Linked DNA regions of Homo sapiens: regions 2, 3, 4 and 5 are each linked to region 1. A link is a contact called in ENCODE Hi-C or POLR2A ChIA-PET data. All regions are on one chromosome and are shown on one strand. Each heading gives the region's core, a stretch centred on a gene start or an enhancer-like site at or near the end of the contact. The rest is flanking DNA. Distances are from core to core; before and after follow the strand shown. Region 1 holds the start of UIMC1 (ubiquitin interaction motif containing 1). Region 2 holds the start of PDLIM7 (PDZ and LIM domain 7). Region 3 holds the start of DBN1 (drebrin 1). Region 4 overlaps PRR7 (proline rich 7, synaptic). Region 5 holds the start of GRK6 (G protein-coupled receptor kinase 6).

Evidence for each region. A loop is a pair of places that touch in the nucleus more often than their neighbours do. ChIA-PET counts read pairs that join two places held with the same protein, here RNA polymerase II (POLR2A). Pooled maps may share reads with other maps.
Region 2: a loop to region 1 is called in a pooled map, with 4 times the contacts of the local background. The contact joins the promoter of PDLIM7 here to the promoter of UIMC1 in region 1. A Hi-C loop is called at or near these places in 7 of 50 pooled maps. POLR2A ChIA-PET finds 5 or more read pairs at or near these places in 4 of 52 experiments (BJ, Panc1, WTC11 and 1 more).
Region 3: a pooled map shows a loop between it and region 1 (4-fold over the local background). The contact joins the promoter of DBN1 here to the promoter of UIMC1 in region 1. A Hi-C loop is called at or near these places in 1 of 168 maps with a recorded cell type or tissue (lower leg skin) and 1 of 50 pooled maps. POLR2A ChIA-PET finds 5 or more read pairs at or near these places in 2 of 52 experiments (OCI-LY7 and endothelial cell of umbilical vein).
Region 4: a loop to region 1 is called in a pooled map, with 5 times the contacts of the local background. The contact joins the enhancer-like site here to the promoter of UIMC1 in region 1. A Hi-C loop is called at or near these places in 1 of 168 maps with a recorded cell type or tissue (lower leg skin) and 8 of 50 pooled maps. POLR2A ChIA-PET finds 5 or more read pairs at or near these places in 1 of 52 experiments (OCI-LY7).
Region 5: a loop to region 1 is called in a map of OCI-LY7, with 6 times the contacts of the local background. The contact joins the promoter of GRK6 here to the promoter of UIMC1 in region 1. A Hi-C loop is called at or near these places in 1 of 168 maps with a recorded cell type or tissue (OCI-LY7), 2 of 37 single-sample maps with no recorded cell type and 10 of 50 pooled maps. POLR2A ChIA-PET finds 5 or more read pairs at or near these places in 2 of 52 experiments (both WTC11).

What each region holds. Positions count from the first base shown.
Region 1 is chr5:177,005,279-177,008,154 of GRCh38, reverse strand. It overlaps UIMC1 (ubiquitin interaction motif containing 1), which reads left to right and starts at 1,376. Exons shown (of 15, transcript NM_001199298.2): 1 at 1,376-1,505. RefSeq lists silencers at 1,251-1,350, 1,361-1,750, 2,121-2,170.
Region 2 is chr5:177,496,151-177,499,026 of GRCh38, reverse strand. It overlaps PDLIM7 (PDZ and LIM domain 7), which reads left to right and starts at 1,423. Exons shown (of 13, transcript NM_005451.5): 1 at 1,423-1,499; 2 at 2,504-2,610. The coding sequence starts at 2,515. RefSeq lists enhancers at 1-549, 768-817, 2,030-2,771 and silencers at 1,028-1,737, 2,148-2,227.
Region 3 is chr5:177,472,204-177,475,079 of GRCh38, reverse strand. DBN1 (drebrin 1) reads left to right here and starts at 1,446. Exons shown (of 15, transcript NM_001363541.2): 1 at 1,446-1,644. The coding sequence starts at 1,559. RefSeq lists silencers at 1,209-1,258, 1,269-1,648, 1,729-1,928, 1,959-2,328, 2,248-2,434 and enhancers at 1,583-2,084, 2,085-2,588.
Region 4 is chr5:177,454,316-177,457,191 of GRCh38, reverse strand. It overlaps PRR7 (proline rich 7, synaptic), which reads right to left. Exons shown (of 4, transcript NM_030567.5): 3 at 1,698-2,363; 4 at 906-1,468. The coding sequence starts at 2,124. The coding sequence ends at 1,071. It overlaps DBN1 (drebrin 1), which reads left to right. Exons shown (of 15, transcript NM_001363541.2): 15 at 1-582. Among named protein-coding and RNA genes, the nearest start is that of PRR7-AS1, 7.8 kb to the right of the region's middle. RefSeq lists enhancers at 1-25, 1,590-1,884, 2,132-2,832 and silencers at 578-777, 1,148-1,287, 1,378-1,927, 2,437-2,668, 2,118-2,727. Within about 2 kb of position 1,376, at least 39 of the 41 ENCODE cell types and tissues checked have a DNase peak (open chromatin) inside an H3K27ac peak, as active enhancers do; they include OCI-LY7, where a contact is called at or near this core.
Region 5 is chr5:177,425,318-177,428,193 of GRCh38, reverse strand. GRK6 (G protein-coupled receptor kinase 6) reads right to left here and starts at 1,518. Exons shown (of 16, transcript NM_001004106.3): 1 at 1,297-1,518. The coding sequence starts at 1,348. RefSeq lists a silencer at 945-1,594 and enhancers at 1,305-1,844, 2,265-2,434.

The DNA.
Region 1 (2,876 bases), core at 127-2,626:
CATTTTCTTACGTTTATTTTTAGGTCTCTCTCTCTCTTTTTTTTTTTTTTGAGACAGAGTCTCACTCTGTCACCCAGGCTGGAGTGCAGTGGTGTGATCTCGGCTCACTGCAACCTCTGCCTCCCAGGTTCAAGCGATTTTCCTGCCTCAGCCTCCCGAATAGCTGGGATTACTGGCATGTACCACCACGCCAAGCTAATTTTTGTATTTTTAGTGGAGATGGGGTTTCACCATGTTGGTCAGGCTAGTCTCTAACTCCTGACCTCAAGTGATCTGCCTACCTTGGCCCCCCAAAGTGCTGGGATTACAGGCGTGATCCACCACGCCTGGCCAGGTCTTTCTTTTTAATAGAAATCATGACAGATCTATCTGAAGTCCTGTTTGCTTCTCCCCACATTTTCCGCTACTCCTTCTTTCACCCCTTTACCATTACCATGGTATCCATCTAGTTCATCTTATATACTTTTACACACATAGATTTTCTGTAAACAGTATATACTGTTCTAATTTACCTATTTTTAAATTTATATAAATCATTTCACAGTGTACATATTTGTTGGCATGTCGCTATTTCAATAACTTAAGTAGTTGTGACCTAGCAAATGTTGACACATATAGGATTCCTTTGTTTTATTTGTTGTAGTATATCACTGTAGGGACATTTGGTGTTTTATTTATGCGAGACTTATTGGACATTTCTGCTGTTCACATTTTCCGCCAGGAAGCTGGCCTCCTTGAACATGTCTTGTGCACACCTGTAGGAGTGTCTGTATTTTTCTTTTCTTTCTTTCCCTTTTTTTTTTTTTTTTTTTTTGAGACGGAGTCTCGCTCTGTTGCCCAGGCTGGAGTGCAGTGGCAGTGACCTGGGCTCACTGCATCCTCCGCCTCCCGGATTCAAGCGATTCTCCTGCCTCAGGCTCCTGAGTAGCTGTTATTACACGCACGCGCCACCACGCCTGGCTAATTTTTGTATTTTAGTACAGAAGGGGTTTCTCTATGTTGACCAGGCTGGTCTCGAACTCCCGACCTCAGGTAATCCGCCCGCCTCTGCCTCCCAAAGCGCTGGGATTACAGGCGTGAGCCATCGCACCCGGCATTTCCGTATTTTTCTAGACGTGAAATTGCTGGGTCATAAAATGGACATTTTAAATTTCATCACACGGAATTGTCCTCAAAAGTGGCCGTTCTATACATTTTGCCCCACAGCTATCTCTGAGTCTGTTGTTACTCCTTGCTTTCCCCCAAAGCGCAAGCAACTGAGACCGCGCAAGGTGCGAGCCGGCTCACGGGCGGTCAGCGCCTCCCGCGCAGTTGGTACGTCCCGGATGGCTCCCCCGCGGCGGGGGTTGGTTAAGTCTCCGCGCGCTGCGCCTGCGCCCGCCCCGAGAGCGTGTCTCTGGCATCGGACGCGCGCGCCCCTCCCCCTCCCCCCGCGCTCCCAACGTGTGGCGGCTCGCGACCCCCGGCAACCCGGAGAAGGTCTACAGAGCGGCCTGCGCCAGCGAGTGAGTACCCGCCGCCTGCGCACAGCTCCGCCCACCCCTCCCTGCCTCCTTTTCTTCCTCAGCGGGTCCGCGGCCCGCTACTCTCCGGGAGGGGCGCTTCCCGACGCCAAGGTAGGCCTCTCCCGACGCCGGGGCGGCCCTTCCTGATGCCGGGGTGTGTCTCTCGCGACGCGGGGGTGGGCTCCGGACGCCGGGGCTGGCCTTGCCGAAGTCGGGGGTGGGTCCCTCCGGACGCCGAAGTGGGCTCGGGATGCGGGGCTGGGACCCTCCCGATTCCGGGGCGGATTCCGGACGCCGGGACCGGCCATTACTGGTGCCGGGTTGGGCTTCTCCAGATGCCGGGGCTGGGTCCTTCCCAAGGTTGAGGTGGGTTCGGGACGCGGGTTGGGTCTCCCCTGACGCCACGCAGGGCCCCTCGGAACGCCAGGTTGGGCTTTGCACCTTCGGTTGCCGGGCGGGTCCCTTTCACACCTGGGGGGCGGCCTGCATCCTCCCGGGCGTCGGGCGAGCGCCGAGCTCCCTCAGCCGTGGTCCGCGCCGCCTCACGCCTCGGGGCGCCAGGCCCGCGCTCCTTCCCGTGCCGGGTTGCTGTTTTGTTGTGTGATCCTCGTTTTCTCTAATTATTTGCCCCGAAAATAACCCCCAGCGCACTCCTTGGAGATCCCTATCGTCCTAGACGATTTCGCCCCCGCAGGGCCGGCGCGTTTCCAGGTGCTTAGGCAGCGCCGCAGGCTTCTCGAGCGCCACAGCCGGCGGGCTGGTGCCCTGCCGCTCAGTTAACGGGGCGCGAGTCCCGGGCAGTAGTGGAGCTGGATTTGAATCCCAGCAGCTGGACTCCAGTGTTCTTTCATTTAATCACTACATCGCACCGAGATATAGAAATGACACCCGGAAAAAGTGAAAAGTTTATGCTTCTGTCTTTATTGTTTTCCTGTCAAGGGAGGCAGTGCCTTGTAGTCGAATGAAAGTGTGTTTTTGGAATCAGATACATTCAGCTTCAACTCTCAGCCCTTTACCAGCTTATCCGCTGTTTGCGTTAAGTTTCCTCATGTGGAACATCGTGATATGAATACCTACGACGCAGAGTTGTTGTGATACTAGATACTAAAGTGTTTGGATTGTATTGTTACACACTTGTCCTAAACTGAGGCTGAATATAAACTGAAAAAATGGAAAATGAAGTATCAGGGATGTATGCGTGTGTAGGTATGCATTTACCTTTTTACAAAAATTACGGAAATAAGTTCATTGTATTTAGTTATTAGAGCGCTTGGTCGACGGGCCTGGTGGCTCACTCCTATACTCCCAGCACTTTGAGAGGCCGAGGCAGAAAAATCACTTGAGTCCAGGAGTATCAAGACCCGCCTGGGC
Region 2 (2,876 bases), core at 174-2,673, 490 kb before region 1:
AGTTGGGGACCCCTGATCTAGTAAACATCTAGGCAGGGTTTTGGATAATGGAGTTAGAGTTCCTGGGGAGAGGTCAGGCTGGCCATGAAACATGGGATGCCTTTGCATATAGGTGGTGTTGAAAGCCACAGGACAGTACGGGGTCTCAGGGGGTGAGCATAAAGAGAGGCGACATCAGATGGCCAAGGCCAGAGGCAGAGGAGGATGGGAAGGAGGGGCCAGTGGGGCAGGGGGAAGCTGTGAAGCCAGGGAAAAAGGGTGTTTCGCGGAAAAGGATCAACCTGGACCAGTGCTGCCCCTAGGCAGGGCAGGATGAAACTTAACCACCACGGATTCCATGGCCCCATGGCCTCCAGGCCACAGGGGACCTTGAGAAGAGAGATCTCAGGGGACGGGTGCGGACAAGAGCCCGCCTGGCATGGCTTCAAGAGATAACTGAAGGAAAGCAAGTGGAGACGCGATAAACAGACAACTCCCTGGAGGAATTTTACTCTCGAGAGGAGAATTAAAGGGTAGTAGCTGGAGAGGGATGTGGGGTCAAGAGAAGGTCTTTAACGACGAGAACTCTCACGGCGGTTTGTGCAGAACAGGGTGGGTGTGATGACTGTGGATGGAGAGGGGAGAACTGCAGCGACTCTGTCCTAGGAGGAGGTGATGGGCCGGGACCACCAAGCGAGTGGAGGGTGGACGCCCCTTCCCTCACCCCGACACCCGCATGTGCTCAGTGTCCGTGCCGCCGGCCCTAGTGCCTGGGCTGAACGCGGGGCCGGGACTCTGAGGACGCCTCCCAGGCGGCGCAGTCCGCTCTGGCCAAGGTGGAGCGGGACGCGGCGCTTCCGACGGTGCGCGGGTCGGCTCGGGGTTGCAGGGACATCCGGCGTCCGCTCCTGCCCTGTTTTCCTGCCTTCGGCAGAGCGTTGCGCAACTCTAGCTTTAAACGCCCCTGTCCCCCTCAACTTGTCTCCCCCAGCCCCTCTGATTTACAGATTCTGCAGTCCCCGAGGGTTGCGCCTACGATACCGACACTCGCGGCAGCCCTGCGAGGCGAGTATGATCGTCCCATTTTTCGGAGTAGCAAACTAAGGTTCAGAGACTACTATGTCCCAGGTCGGTCTGGTTTGAAGGTCCGCTTTCCTCTCCCTCCGCCAGCGGGCGGTGCGAGGGACTGGGCGAGGCAGCGCTTCCCTAAGGAGGCGACCCGCAGCCCCGGCCCCCTCCCGACTCCGCCCCGTTGCAGGGCCCGGGTCGGCGAGGCCTCTCAGCTCTAAGCCCGACGGGACTTGGTGATTGGGCAGGACGGAAGAGCTGGGTGGGGCTTTCCACCAGCGGAGAAAGTCTAGTGGGCGTGGTCGCGACGAGGGCGTGGCCTGGTGCCCCGCCCCCGTCCGCGCGCTCAAAGTGGAGGGTGGCTGTGGGGGCGGGGTCAGAACACTGGCGGCCGATCCCAACGAGGCTCCCTGGAGCCCGACGCAGAGCAGCGCCCTGGCCGGGCCAAGCAGGTATCGACGACCGCGCGGGGCGTCTTGGGCTGCACCAGGCGGGCGCCCGGGGCCTGCTGAGGACCACAAAGGGCACTGGGGGTCGTGGTCCAGGCTGTGCTTCCTCCCGCTGGCCCTGGCCCCTGCCTCCGCCCCCGCCCCCGCCTTCCTGCCGCTAAGCCGGCTGCGGCGGGGCCGATTGGCGCCTGCGCCGCTTCCTGCGGCCGGGGCCAGTCTAATGCATGGGGCCCGGGCGGGGGACTAAGGGGAAACTGAGTCACGTCGGTGTGGGAGCAGTTCTGTGTGGGAGGCACCACCCCCCACTGGGCTCGGGGAAGGATCCCCCTCCAAGCTATGCTTGAGGGTCCCAGCCCCCATCTGTCTCCACAGGGGCCGCACCCCACTCCCGCCTTCCCCTTCTTCAGCACCCAGGGGTCCCGCCCTGGCTCCCAGCAGCCTCGACTGGTCCCGGAATGGCTAGGAGGATCCGCTGCAGCCGCCTCCCTCCCCTCCCCTCCCCTCCCCTCCCCTCCCCCCCCCCTCGCGTCCCAAGCCCCCGTGTGCTCCCTCCGCTGGCTCTCCGCACAGTGTCAGCTTACACGCCTTATATAGTCCGAGCAGGCTCCAGCCGCGGCCTGCCTGCCGGGACCTGGGGGCGGGGGAGAGGAGAGCCGGCCCCTGACTCACCCGGCCGCCCGAGGCTCCAGGCTGGCTTGGGGGGAGGCCGCGCCAGTTTAGTCCCTCGGCCCACCCCTGGTTGCAAAGAACCTCAAGCCTGGATTCAGGCACCCCTCACCGTTCCAGTCCCAAGGGGAGGGGGGCTGCTCCTGTCTTTCCAAAGTGAGGTCCGCCAGCCAGCAGCCCAGGCCAGCCTGACAAAATACCTGCCTCCTATGGCTTGGGCGTGCTCAGGGGCTGCCCGTGCCTGCCTGGCCCCTGTCCAAGGCTGGTATCCTGAGCTGGCCCGGCCTGCCTGCCTGCCCGCCCACCATGCTGGCCACTCACCTTCTCTTCTCTCCTCTCAGGAGCCGGCATCATGGATTCCTTCAAAGTAGTGCTGGAGGGGCCAGCACCTTGGGGCTTCCGGCTGCAAGGGGGCAAGGACTTCAATGTGCCCCTCTCCATTTCCCGGGTGAGCCTAGGTTTGGGGAGGGGGCTCCCCCAGCGGTCTTTCGGTGCTTAGGTCTCCAGAGGGTGATGGGGGGAGTCCTAACAGGAGCTGGTCAGGGGCCAGCAGGCCAGGAGATGTCTAGGTCCGGAGATGTAGTGGTACCTGCCTGCCACAAGGACTCCCAATGAGGTGGATACTGGGAGGGAGCACCCAGGCTTCTCCAGCCCTGCACTGTACCCGATGCTGTTCTCCCAAGCTCCTGTGGCCACCTCTGAGGGCTGGAGGGA
Region 3 (2,876 bases), core at 197-2,696, 470 kb before region 1:
CCCCACCATGTGTCACCCACTCCCTTAGGGATCCCCATGGCAGGCCAACCACACCTACTGGCCAGTTGGTCTAGGGCACAGGGCCTGGCTGTGTCCCTGCCTGGGTGCCTCACTCTAGTGGTGGCCATGGAGAAATTGCCATGGCCTGTGGTCCCTAGACATAGTGGGCACTGACTTCCCAAGGCAGGGGCCTGTGAGTATTTTGAGTTTTAAGAGGGTTCTCCCAACTCCAAAGCGCCAGGAACACTGCCACATAGGCAGCCCTGCTCTCCTTCTCTTGGCATAGCCAATTACCCAACGCAGAACTCGGAGGCCTGGCTAGAACCACCTCCTCCTCCGCGGTGCGGTTGGGACCAGGTGAAGTTTGCTCAGGGAGGTCGAGGTTGGAGGCTTTGTAGTGGTGGAAAAGGCTTCTAAGCGCTGTGGACGGTTTCAGGGTCCCAACCTAGCAAGGAACGGAGTTCTGGAAGGCCCTGGCATGGTGTCCACTCCCTTGCAGGGGGTACTTTTCTGAGGCCCCCTCCCGTTCTGTGCTTAGAGCTTTAGGAGATAAAGGTGCCAAGAGGCTGGCCCTGAGCGTCCTTGGAGGAGCCCTGCCGTGGGAGTCTGGGGTTAGATGCTGCTTCCGGAACTCTACTTGGGACTCCTCTGGGAGGCGTGAGGCTTGAGAGAGAATGCAAAGGATCTCCTAGCTGGCCCCATCTGAGAGGGCACAGGCGTGGAGGGGAGGAGAGGCCTGGAATGGAGGGATAATGAGCTGGGTAGGGGCTGAGAATGGCCTGGAATAAGTGGTCATGGAGCCGAGATGGGGGGCTGTGGTTGGGAATTGGGAACTGGGATCAGGATGAGACTGGGATGGGTTGGACTGAAGATGTGCCGTGACACATGTTGGGGGGGACACGTGCTAAGCATGGGGCTGAAGCTGGGATGGGAAAGCAACTGGGGTGGATTTGAGGGTGGGATGCAGATGACAGTGGATATGATGGGATAGACTAGGCAAGGACCTCTCAGGGAAAGGAGACGGGCCAGGGGTGGGGTGTTGTGTGAGCTGGGTTGGGATGAAAATGGGTTTAACATGAGGTGGGACGCACCAGGAATGGAGATCAATGAAGCAATGGGTGGGGCGGAACCGGATTGGGACGGGGGGTGGGCGGGGGGAGGTGGGGACGGGACTGGGTTCGGGGCTGGAAGGAGGGCTAGCGCCGAGGTTACGGACGGGGCAGGTGAGGGTTCGGGACGTGGGTGGGGCTGGCCCTGGAGCGGCGCGCAGGGGCGGTGGGTGAGGGGCGCCCGGGGCAGGCCGGGAAGGGGGGGCGGGCCTCCCCCTGGGCCGGGCCGGGGCGGCGCTAGGACCGAGCGAGCGGAGGGAGCGAGCCGGGCGGAGCCAGCGCCCCCCGCCCCCCGCCGGCCGGCTCCCCTCCCCCGGCCGCTGGCTCGCTCGGCTCGCGACGCTGCAGAGGCTCCGAGGCGGCGGCGGCGACTCCCTCTTTCCCTCCCTCCTCCTCCGTCCGCCCGTCCGTCCGCGCGTCTGTCCGTTCGGCCCGGTCCGGCCCGAAGCATGGCCGGCGTCAGCTTCAGCGGCCACCGCCTGGAGCTGCTGGCGGCTTACGAGGAGGTGATCCGAGAGGAGAGCGCGGCCGACTGGTGAGCCCCCCGCCCCCGCCCCCGGCCCCTTTGTCCCCGCGCCGCCGCCGCGCCTTTGTTTCTCTCCCGCCCCGCCGCCCCGCCGCCGGGAAGGGAGGGGGACCCCGAAATGGTGCAGCGGGCCGGGAGGGCCGGGAGGGGCTGCCTTTGTGCGCGCCGGGGGAGGGGCCGGCGGGCCAGGCGGGGCACTGCCGGGCCCCGAGCGCCCGGAGGCGGCCCAAGGCGCGCGGTGGGAGCGGCGGCCGGACGCGGCCCGGAGGCGCGGGGTCCCGATGTGGGGCCCGGGGCCGCGTGGCCCTGCGGGAGCCCATCCCCCACCCTACCCCCCGGGCCCGGGGGACAGGTGTGCACGGGGCGGCCAAGGGCACCTTCGCCACCTTCGAGCGGGCGAGGTCCGGGCGGGGACGGGGCGGGGACCGAGCTAGCGGAGCCAGCGCAGCCTGCCCGGCTCAGCCCGGCCCGGCCACAGCACAAAGGAAAGCGAGGGCGGGGGAGGAGCGGAGCGGGCTGGGGGCCGGGCGCCCCGCCCACCGGGGGGCCTCTCGGAGTGGGCCGCCCTCCCCCCGAAACCTGGGCTGGAGTGAGGTGGAAGGATGTTTGCTGCCACATGGCGACCGCGAAGTGACTCCCTTACCGCCGCGGGTCGCGGAGGAGGCAGGGGTGAGCTCTCCTCCCCTACCTGAAGGGGACTGCGGGGACTAGGCAGCTGGGCTGGGGGGCACCGAGCTGCCTAAGGGGCCAGCTGAGATCCCTGGGAGGAAGCCCTCTGGAGAACAAGTGTGGAGGGAGCCCCCAAAGACGGCTGAAGGGGTGAACAGATCCACCGGCCCCCAGCAAGGGGCACTCGGTCCCTGATGGGGGAGGAGCTGGGCCGCCCCTCACCCCGCCCCCCAGCTGTTGTCTCCCGCTGAGCTGGGGGAGGGGATGGACCACCTGCTCTGGGGCTGGCGGCCCAGGGTGGTGGAAAAAGGAAACCGAGGGGTTCCTCACAGCCCCATCCTGGAATCCTTTAACCCCCCCGTAATACTCTTCTTCTAGGGAAGGTGCCCATCTGGTTCCTAGGCCTCCTCTCCCTGCTGGCAGATGGGAACAGGTTCTTCTTGAGGAAACTGAGGCAAAGAGGAGGGCAGGTCTGAGGGACCCCGCTTGGGCTGGCCTCACCCGCACACTGGGAGGGCAGCCAGGTGGGGACTCTGACCTGGGGGCTTCTGGAGGAGAGGATGAGATGGCTG
Region 4 (2,876 bases), core at 127-2,626, 450 kb before region 1:
GAGACGCTGTTGCAAATTCCACCCCTCCTTCCCTGGTCCAGATTGTAGCTCTTAGTCCTCCCTGCTCAGCTGGCCGGGTTGGAGGCCTCACCCTGCTTGGGGCCTGGCGTGGGGGGAGCTCTGGTGGGAAAATGTCCCCCACCTCTTTTCCTAGTTTTATGTTTCTTGGGAAAATATCACTTTGTATTCTCTGTCCAGGGCTTCAGATATTTTGCACGAATTTTAAAACATGGCAATAAATGGCTCGTGGGCTCTGGCTCCCTGGGACCCCCTCCCCGCCCTTCTTTTGACCCCTTCCTGTCTGGCCCAAAGGAAGTAGCAGGCCCAGCTGGGGCCCCTCGGCTACCCCCCGTCTCCTGCCGGGCAGGTCCCAGGTTGGAGGCCCTAGGCGCGGTTCAGGTCAGGGCTATGGATGGGGCCCAGGGGCTTTGGTGGCCCCTCCCCAACTCCTTCCTCTTTGCTTGGGTTCCTTTTTCACGTTTAGTAACTGTTTTTTTTTTTTTTTTTTTTTTTTTTTTGGAAAGCACAAACTTCTGTAACGGGTCGTGCTCATGTCTGTTAATAAAGAAATCCAGATCCCTTCGGGCTGCCGCCTGCCCTGACCCAGGTTCCCAACTCCTCCCACCTCCGAGGCCGCAGCACCTCCTTGCCACCAGGGGGCGTCCTCACCCTAATTCCAAGGCCCGCCAGGCGGGGGCGGGGTGGGGGGGCGGTGCTAGGGGCTAAGGCTCCCAGGGGAAGCCGCTTGGCACCTACAACCACCGGAGAAGGGTTGGTCTTAGACTTAGTGCTGTACCCTTAGGTTCTGTTGTGGCGGAAACGCACGTTGAGGGTCCTTCCCGCCAAGGCCCCGGCTTGTCTGGTCACACAGAACCCTGGGCGAAAGCAGCCGGTGCACCCTCCGCTTGTACCAAACCAGATCACACACCTTTATTATCCTCAAAATGTAACAAACGGGATAAGAAATCCCTCCCTCCCCCCGCCCCTCCCCGCAGTCCAGGGAAGCATTTAAAAAGCCCCGCAGTCAGGCCAGGAGTCCGCCGGTGGGGCCCGGGGCGCCGGGCGCCCCTCTATACGGCTGTAGTCCTCCCGAACAAGGGGATGGAGACCGGCAGACGCCAAGCTCCGTGCTCCAGGGGCTCGCGGCTGCTGAGCTCTGAGTCGGTCCAGCTGGGGAAGACCCGGCGGCCACGGTCGGCCTGCAGGCAGAGGGCTGGGCAGGGCGGCGCGGGCCGAGGGGCGCTGGGCAGGTGCAGCGCCGAGGTGTAGCCCCGGTCCAGGAAGAGCGGCTTGTAGCTGGGAGGCGGCTGCTCCTGCTTCTCCGCGCTGTCGCGGCGACTCAGGAAGGGCGTGACGATCTTGCGGTAGAGGCCGCGCGTGTCCGTGAGCACCTCGCTATAGGGCGGCGGCGGCTCTGCCATCAGCACCGCCTCTTCGTAACACGGTGGTTTGGACATGTCCGATTCCGCTGCGGAGTGGGAGGCGGTCGGAGGAGGTGAGGCCGCCGGTTCCCAGCCTCTCGCAGAGGCCCCGGCCAGGGGCCGCCCGCGCCCCAGCCCTAGCCCGAACCCGAGCCCGCCGCCGCCCGTGTTCTCCCGGAGGCTGCGGATGGAAGCCCTGAGGGTAAGCAGCGAGCCCTCCAACGCCCGCCCACTTCCGGCGGCCCGGATCGCCCCCTGGCGGAGGTCGGTACTCACCTTGGCGCGGGTAGCTCCAGGGCCGTGGCGGCACCGACAGGTGCGTAGGCGGCGGGTGCGGGAGCGCGTGGTGGTGCGGGTGTGGGTGCGCGTGCGCGTGCGGCTGCGCGGGCCCGTGGTGCAGCAGCGGGTGCACGTGCACGTGCGGATGCGAGTGCGCGTGAGCCGGCGCCTCCAGGCGGCTACGGTGTGGTGGTGGCTGCGGCGGCGCCAGGCCCGGGGGGCTCCCGGCCAGACTGCCCTCGAGTTCGAGGGGCTCCAGCTCTAGGGCGCGCAGGTTCTGCTCGCGCAGTCGCTCCTCCTGGCGCCGTTTGAGGCGGCGGCGCAGGAAGCTGCAGAAGCAGCAGAGCAGGACGATGAGACCCCAGATGAGCCAGAAGCCGGCGAAGCACGTGAGGAACGTGTAGGTGCCCTGGGACATCACCATGGCGGCGGCACGGGCGGCGGGTCCTCAGACGCTTCACTGGACACTGGGCTCCGCTGCGTGGCCCCGGGCCCGCGCCACACTCTCAGGTGCCGCCAGCGTCACTCGGGGACCCGCGGCCGGGGGCTGCCCGTGGCAGGTCTCAAGTCGTGCGCGCGCCGGCGGGGGACAGCAGCGGCGCCCGCTCCTTCCCATGGCGCCGGCGGGCGCGCGGGCGTGCCTCACCCGGGGCCGCGCGGGACCTGTAGGGCAGACACGGGGCGCAGTGAAGGCGCGCCGCGGCCCCCAACGACTTCCCGGCCCCCGCCCGCGCCCTGCGCAGTCCGGGGAAAGCCTCCTCCGTGGGAACCTCGCGCTCCCCGGGGGCCCGGTGACGTCACCGAGGAGGGTGACGTCACGCCTCGAGGTTTCCCCGGTAGGGTTTCCCCGATCTGAGCCCCGGCCGCCGCCGCGGAGCCCGGGCGCCGAGGGGAGCCGAGGCGGGCCAGCAGGGGGCGCGCGAAGGACGGACTCCAGCTCTGAGTCCGAACGAGAGATTCGCCATCCGCAGTCCCGGGGCCAAAGGGTTTCAGGAGCCTGTGCGCACCAGGTCCCTGAAGAGGCGTCTCGGCGCCGTTGCTGTGCGGCGGGGAAAGGGTGGTACATCTCCTAGAGCCCCACAGACAGCCACCCGACGCCCTGTACAGACGCCTGGCAGCCCCTGGCTGCCCAAAGCCCGGAACAACTGGCTCCGCACCGCGCCCTCCGGGTCTCCC
Region 5 (2,876 bases), core at 269-2,768, 420 kb before region 1:
GCAGAACAGAATCGGCAGATGCCCCCAGAGGCTGGGAGGAAGGCCTAGCCCATGGGCTCGATAAGGGACAGGGGATAAGACAGGCTCCCCAGGCAATGAGGACCCAGCCTGCCATGCCATTTCTGGGCTGCACCTCGCCAGAGCACTTGGTGGGCACGGGGTGCCAGGTGTAGCACCCAGCTGAAAGTTCCTCTGGGCTTCCTATAGACTGTGCCGGTCATCCTGTGTCTTAGGCCCGAGTCAATCACAATCTTGCTGTGTGACTGATGCTAATCCCTGGTTTGAGCCTCAGCTTCCCACATGTAAAATATGGTAGAAAGGTGAAGCAGATGACTTTTTAAGCCTGGAAGCCCAGCAAAGGGTGGAAAAACTGTCACAATCTCCCTCCTTGCCCTGGAGTTCCAAAAAGATGGGTCTTGTTTACTGCTGCTTCCCCAGCACCCTGGAAAAGGTGGGGCAGAGTGGGTGGTCAGTGATCATGTTACTGAGGTGGAGTGTGGCAGGTGGGGGCAGACTGACCACAAGGCAGTGAGGACCCGATCTGGTCCTTCTGTGTCTCCCAGGACCTGCACAGAGCAAGTGCCTGATAACATCTGGGGTGGGAGCCACGAGGAGCTACACACACACTCGGTCCACCAGACTGGTTTCCCCAGCCAGACCTCTGAGCTTACAATACTGACAGAGCAGCATGCTCTGCTCCCACTTCTTTCTGTGTCCGCTAGCCCCACTAGACCATGGGCTCCCTGAGGGCAAATATCCATTCACCTCTGCCCTCAGTGTCCTGAGGCACGGAGCAAGTGGCAGTCCTATAAGTAGCATTTGTGGCCAGGAGTTTCCCCAAGTCAGGTGGGCTGTGCTACGCAGAGGGTCCGTTTATTCATTCTCCAGCTTTACCTATCGCCAACTTTGCGCGGGATTAGGCTAGGGTGCTGGGGTCTGGGCCCCTGGCACGTGGGGCATCTTTACACCTCTCCCCTGGAGGAGGCTTGCCTCTCAGACAGGCTCTCCTGGGGCTCCGGTCCCACCCTTCCCTCTTCGTCTCACCTTCTTTCACTCCTTCACCCCCACCCGCCGCGAGGGCGGCGGCCTGACCCCCGCCCCTTCCTGGGCCCCGAATCCCGGGGGCAGGTGCGGAGGAGGAAGACGACGGGCCGGAAAGGCTCGTGTCTGGGCGGGGTGTAAGGCGCAGGGCCCGCGGGCCTAGGGGATCCGACGGCTGGGTAGCCCTGCGGAGCTCAGACGCAGCGCACTCGCGCTCCACGCACCCGGGCCCGGCCGCCCACCCGGCCGCCTCACCTTCCCGGGCCTTGAGTAGCACCGTGTTCGCTACGATGTTCTCGAGCTCCATGGGCTGTGGCGCCGCCTGGCCCGCCGGGCCGCGCCGCCGGCCGGGATCGCGCGCGAGTGCCGAGGCCGGATGGCGATCGGCGCGGCTCGGCGCGGCTCGGCTCGGCTCGCAGTGACCGCGCCGCGGCCTCCCCGGCCTCCCCGGCCGCCGCAGCCAGCCGCGCACTCTCCGCCCCCTCCCGGGGGCCACCCCGGCGCTGGCCCGCCCTGCCCCGCCCTCTGTTTACCTCATTTGACCAATCACCGGGCAGAAGCTCCCCGCGCCGTCTTCCCATTAGTCTTCCTCTTCATTTTTTCCCCCGCCCCCCCAGCTGGGGACTCGCTCAAAGAAGTACGGGGGCGGGACCAATCACGTCACCTCTTCCTGGTTGGTCTGAGGGCGGGGTTCAGCCCCTAGGTTCGAATTTCTAGGCTTTCGTAGGATACCAAACTGCCAATTAGGGCCGAGCCCTCAGCCGGGACAATGGAGGTGGGTACTCTGGGGCACGCCCAGGAGGCCGAATATGTGATTGGGTGAAGAAGACGTCCGTCATCTCAAGTACTGCATTTTGATTGGGTCGTCGCCTGAAGGTGTGGCCCGGCGGCCTTTGGCTCGCAGACGGCTTTTCTAGGGTTTTGTCGGGGACGCGCTCCGTATCCTGGGCCTCCTGCGGGCTGGCAGCGAGTTTGTTTGGTCCACTTGTGTGGCCGTATTCCCTTGGGTCGGCCCCAATCAGGAGGGCGCACATCGAAAGAGGGAGAGACAGGGAGGAGGCTGCGGCCTCGCAGCCGTTCCCCGACCTCTTGCCCGGTCGCCGCAGGCGCCCCGCCCAGCCCCCGCAGCCGGATGTTGTGATTTCTCTCCACCCACTCGGCCTCGCCTTCCCTCGGCCTCTGCCGCCTTATAAGGCAGCGCTACCACCCCTAGACCTCGGGATGAGTTCACACCCATTATACAGGTGGGGAGCTGAGGCGCCGGACGTCAAGTGGCTGGCTCCAGCCCGAAGACTACGGAGAAAACAAGGCTGAAATCTTACAGCTAATCAACACCTTGTAGCTTAACACCCCGCTTCCTCCACCCCCTACTTCACGCAGCAGGAAACAGGCTTGCCCAAACTCCGCGAGTAAGGCAGAGCCGGATCCATCTAGGCTTCTCTAGTTCCTATGCATTCATTCATCCGAAAATACAGAGCAACACCTCTGTGCCAGGCACCAAGCCAGGTGCTGGAGAACACAGTGATGGCAGCAAGATAGCCAGGCTCCCTGCTTACTTGCTAGAAGTGGAGGGAGCAAGTGAGGGCAGGGTGAGATAAAGGTAATTATTCTGTAAATAAACAAATAGATGGTTTCAGAGAGTGACAACTGCTCTTCGGACGTTAAGAGAGTGTGTGACACTCTCAGGGTGTGACATTTGAGCGGATCCAGTAGAAGCAACAGCAAACGCAGAGGCTCTAAGCCAGACTAAGTGGTGTGTTCAGGGAATAGGAGAAGGCGTCCGCAGCTTCTGGGCCCAGTGGTCTGAGATGAGACAGAAGGAGCAAAGGCACTAG